Linked DNA regions of Homo sapiens: region 1 is linked to region 2. The links are chromatin loops, found by intact Hi-C in ENCODE. Cell type or tissue: OCI-LY7. All regions are shown on one strand.

Region 1 (2,500 bases), 660 kb before region 2:
TTTCCACATCTCTCTCACTTCCTCTAAAAATATGAAGTGATTTCCAATGGAGGAACACATTTCTGACTGTAGAAATAAACTTAAGGTTTTTCTCAAATATTCCCATTGCCCTGCACCCTACACAGACCACAACCAAGTAGTCTAACTCCACGCTCTTAACCAACAAACATTCCGCTTCTCCCAGGATCTAGGCAATGGCCAGCACTTGGTGACTGAGCAACGAATGGTTGGAAATAAGCAGTTTTCAATGTCGTGCATTGCTTGGACATTTTTCTAAAATATCTAGGATATAATTCCAAAGTAATGTAGCAAGTTGTTCATGCCAGTAATTCCATGGGAAGTTTAAAGGGTCACCTTAGTTGTGAGGTCTCACATAAATAAGACTACAGGACTTTTAACCTTTTCTCTGACTCTTTGAAGCTCACTCTGAGAAGCCTCAGATCTCCACTTCCTCCTGACTCAAATGCCAACAAGCCCCCCACATCATGCAGGTGCTCCAGGAATCTCTGCCAGTTAGTCCCTGGTGGTAAACTTGGGCTCACTCCACTGCAGATAGAAATCCCTTCTGGAGAAGGAAAACAAAGATTCAGAATTTTCTTATTCATGATGGAACAACCATGCTTAGAGGTTAATAAACATAAAAGGATGAGAAAATTGAGAAGGAGATAAAGGCGTATGGCTATTTCTCAAAGCCCAAAGCTGTTCAATTAGCTACTCAACCACAATTGCCCAAGGACGAACAAACTGCCACAGTCTGAAGCTCTGGCTCATAATATGAAGTAGATTTTCCTCATCATCTCCATTATCTAAGGAAAATCCAATCATTTTATAATTAGATCAAGTTGAGGGTAGGGCAACCTACCCATGAGAAACCACCTATTCCATTTTCTTGGGAACCCCCTGGTGCATTCTTATGCTGCTAAAAGATGTTCATTACTGTAAAAGAAGACATTTTACAGCTCAAAAGGCAATGTTCCCCAGAGCACAGGCACCACAGTAATTTGACAGAGGTCTCACGCTGTCACAATTAGCATGACTGAGTGATTTTCCAATTTGCAGAATGCCTTGGGAAGAGAAAAAAAAAACCACCCCCAAGAACACCACTCAGAAATAATCACAAGGAGCCCTCTTCCCATCCCTGCCTCCCTTTTAGGTCTCAGCTCTCTAGAGCCTGGTCTCACACTCCCGGTGCCATCCCTCTGGGGATGTTACAGGCTCAGGAAAAGGGCCCCTTCTTCTGCCCTCTAGTGGTTGACAAAGATCAGCATAGAAGCCCCCCTTGGGTACAGCCCCAAGGGTTATGGGGTAGCTTACATCAAGTCACACAAGCCTCCTTTAGGCAAACATCCATTGCTGTATCCCAGTGTCTGGCATGGTGCCTGGGGCACAGCATGGTCTCAACATATATTTATTGAATTAAATTTAAATATCAACTATTTGATGCTTGCACAGGAACATCAGAGGAATGTAACAAACCATCGGTGCTTTCAAGGTGCTTAAAAACTATTACAAAAACCGCAATAGCTTTTGCACCAACCTAATATCTGGTGAGATGGGGGTAAACATGAGCATCTATCATTTTCCCAAGCCACATCATCCTGGTGGTACAATACAGGGCTGTGGACCTGGGTGATAAAACAGTCACTGACTTCCTTCACCAGCAAATTACTGAAATGTACCTCTATTTTTCCCCTTCTGCTTTCCAAAAGTAGCCGTATCCAGCCTTTTGTGGGGGCAACAGCTGCCTCCCCTCTCCCACCACTCACGATGCAGCCCCAGGTCACTAGGTGTCCAGACCCCAGCCTCGGCTGTGCTGAAGCCCCTGTCTTCGTGGCTTGGTCACTTCAGGAGGGCAAGGTCCACAGCCCTAGATTTTCCCATCTGGGGCATCTCCCCTTCCCTGTCCCACATCTCATGGCCAGATCACAGTCCCAGGCTGCCTGGGGATTCGGAGCCTTAAAAAGCCCCTAATCAAAGGGCCACTTCTCTCACTTGACTGCATATTTTGGTCCAGTCCAATTCCCGCTTGCTCTCTAAAGATATGATAGGCAGCCCCCCTTTTTTTAGACTGGAAAACAAATCGGCATCACTCTTAAAATCTACCTCTGCCAACCCCTGCCAGGGCCTTGGGTCTAAGCTTGAACACTTCAAAATCCCTTCAGCAGGAAAATGTCCACCCATGGCTAAAAATTAAATATTACTAAATGGCTTTTATTTAAAATCCTACATGCAATTGTTTCAGGGATCAGCTCAAAGAAAGATGCCTCCTCTATAGTTTTCTTTTCATCTTCTTCTGATCCTAAGAAAGCAGCCACGTCCTCAGCAACTTGTCCTCATATGCTGTTTTCAAAGGGGAAGAGTCAGGCAGAACCTTTATGCTCACAGAGTTATCTCTTATTAGGGCAGAAGAGTCTTCCCCAGGGTCCTCCAGAAGGCTTCCCTTTACATCCCTGCGTCCAGGATGGTTTATATGCGCCCCCCCAGGCCCTGCCAGTAGCAT
Region 2 (2,500 bases):
TCAAGATATTTTCTATCCTCTAGCTCGGCATTCCTGCTGGCTGTTCTGTTTGCCCTAAATGTGGGGCCAGCAATCACCTGTCTGCCCGATTCTGTGGCTCCTGTGGTATTTGTGTGAAGTCCCTAGTGAAACTTAGCTTGGACAGAAGCCTGGCTCTAGCTGCTGAGGAACCTCGCCCTTTTTCTGAGGTGAGGCCTCCCCTGTAGTAAGAACTGGTACCCAGGAAGAGGCTGTAACTCTGAATGTGTGTGCTCCACCCTGTGAATCAACCCGGGGAAGAGACCCAAAACTTTTAGAACTTTCACATGGAATTTCAACTAGGTGTGTAAATAAATGCAGTCAATTTAGATTTTAATTGCATTTGCAAGGCCGTAGACATAATGCCACTTTAGTGGCTTTAAAATACATGAGACAGAATGCACTTCTCTTGAATTTCTTATGTAGCATTCTGAGAACTTTTCCTTCCCCTTTTTTATATTTTAGAAAGCTTAGGGTATATAAGATTGCTTTTGTAATTTATAACAGCTGGGCATAGTTTGAGGACAAATCTCACCAGGTTATTTTCAGAAGTACTTAAGCTCTAACAACTGGCTTTGTGTTAGATTTTTATAATTTTATACATTTCTCTAAGCTGGATAAAGACTTTCCATGTTTCTTCTTATCTCTTTATTATAAGAAGTTAAAGATTGATCATTATTAGAGGATACACTCAGCACTTTGTATGCAGTTTTAGGGAGTTCATGACCTTTTTTTTTTGAGACAGAGTCTCGCTGTGTTGCTCAGGCTGGAGTGCAATGGTGCAATTTTGGCTCACTGCAACCTCTGCCTCCCAGGTTCAAGCAATTCTTCTGCCTCAGTCTCCTGAGTAGCTAGGATTACAGGCCCGTGCCACCATGCCCGGCTAATTTTTGTATTTTTAGTAGAGATGGGGTTTCACCATGTTGGTCGGGCTGATCTCGAACTCCTTACCTCGTGATCCACCCACCGTGGCCTCCCAAAGTGCTGAGATTACAGGCATGAGCCACCATGCCCAGCCGTTCATGGCTTTCTTAACCCAGTTTGAAAGATTTAAATCCTAAACTGCCACTAGCCCTTATTCCTTTGTGCAAATGAAACAAAGGTGTTCTTTTCTCAAGACACTTGACTGCCATCTATTGGAAATTGCTTGTAATATACTGGTTTCTCTACTAGAAAAATTACCCTAATACATATGCAAATATATGATGTTCACCATATGAATGGTACTACTTTGAATGCAGTGACGTTGTGCAACGCACAACCTTTCATGGTAGTCCTCTCAGGTCCCCAGGTTTAGATGCAGGAAAGTATGTTAGAGAAAATGTTGGTGACCAGTGGCTGAGTGTGGATTAGTAGTGAAGTCTATGCTCTATTGGATTACAGAGCTGAAAAGGATAGATATCTTCCAGGCATCAAGCAGGCCGGCAAACACCCCTTGATTTGCTGACTTTTAGATAATAAATGGCTAATCCTGGATCAGGCTGGAAGTTGCTGAGAAAGACAGGAGCAAGGAAGATGAGGCAAAGGCTGGAAAACCCTATTAGTTCCAAGTACACTTTTCTTGAGATACTTTTTATTCTGATTAGAGTTGTTTTCTATAAGTAAAATGCAAGATTGATTAAATTATATTCTAATTTTAAAAATGTCTTCTGCCTCACGCATGGCCCCGATGTGCCTGGCAGTCCCTGAATATTCCTTTGCCCAGATCTGATGTTGGGACTAAGAGGGACATAGGAACACAGACTGTTGGCCTCTTCTACCCATCTGGCAAGCTGCTAGCAAAAAAGGAACAGGAACTAGCCTCTCAAAAGCAGAGGCAGGAGAAAATGAGTGACCATAAACCCCTCCTGACAGCCATCAGCCCAGGAAGAGGTAAGGGGGAGGATGCCCTTTCTTCTGGTCGGGAGGGAATTCACTCTTTCTGTGAAAGAACATTTCATTTTCTCTTCCTTTTAGATTTATTTGTATGTGTAAGAAGTAAGTTTCTTTCTTTTCCTCTTTTTCAAGTAATTTTCTTTGTATTGGAAAAAGAAGCTCTTCCTGTAAGCTCCTTCTTAAACTTTCAGTATTCTGATGTTTTAGCTCATAGCCCTGTAGTCTAGTTCCTCAGTCACATGGCGCATGTGGGTTTCTTTTGTCGTGACGGCATGTTGTTAGTGCACAGTGCTATTGCTATCTGCCATTATCCCTTTTTTTAATTGTAAAATTTAAATAACATAAAATTCACCATTTTGACTATTTTTAAGTCTATAATTTGGGCCAGTTGTGGTGACTCATGCCTGCAATCCCAGCACTTTGGGAGGCCAAGGCTGGAGGATCTCTTGAGTCTAGTCTGGCCAACAAAGTGAGACCCTGTCTCTACAATTTTTTTTTTAAAGCAGTCATTTGTGGTGGTGCATGCCTGTGGTCCCAGCTACATGCTTCAAATTTCATTTTGAAATTTAATCTCTATTGTGGTGGTATTAAGTGGCGGGACGTTTTG

What was found. Peaks named below come from ENCODE experiments on the same cell type or tissue, not always from the same donor. Only the 100,000 strongest peaks of a DNase experiment are listed, where the experiment ranks them.
Region 1: it touches region 2 in a loop (5-fold over the local background); 2 of 110 quality-filtered maps call a loop at or near these places.

Annotation. Positions count from the first base shown.
Region 1 is chr20:19,072,506-19,075,005 of GRCh38, reverse strand. No RefSeq gene overlaps it. Among named protein-coding and RNA genes, the nearest start is that of SLC24A3, 140 kb to the left of the region's middle. In OCI-LY7, CTCF peaks have their summits at 1,045 and 1,252 (motif pointing left); no DNase peak of the experiment used is centred here; H3K27ac peaks cover 200 bases.
Region 2 is chr20:18,412,036-18,414,535 of GRCh38, reverse strand. It overlaps DZANK1 (double zinc ribbon and ankyrin repeat domains 1), which reads left to right. Exons shown (of 21, transcript NM_001367614.1): 12 at 24-188; 13 at 1,683-1,890. Among named protein-coding and RNA genes, the nearest start is that of LINC00851, 34 kb to the right of the region's middle. RefSeq lists a silencer at 985-1,034 and an enhancer at 1,905-1,954. In OCI-LY7, a CTCF peak has its summit at 1,143 (motif pointing left); DNase peaks (open chromatin) are centred at 1,175, 1,835 and 2,125; H3K4me3 peaks cover 1,382 bases; H3K27ac peaks cover 1,843 bases.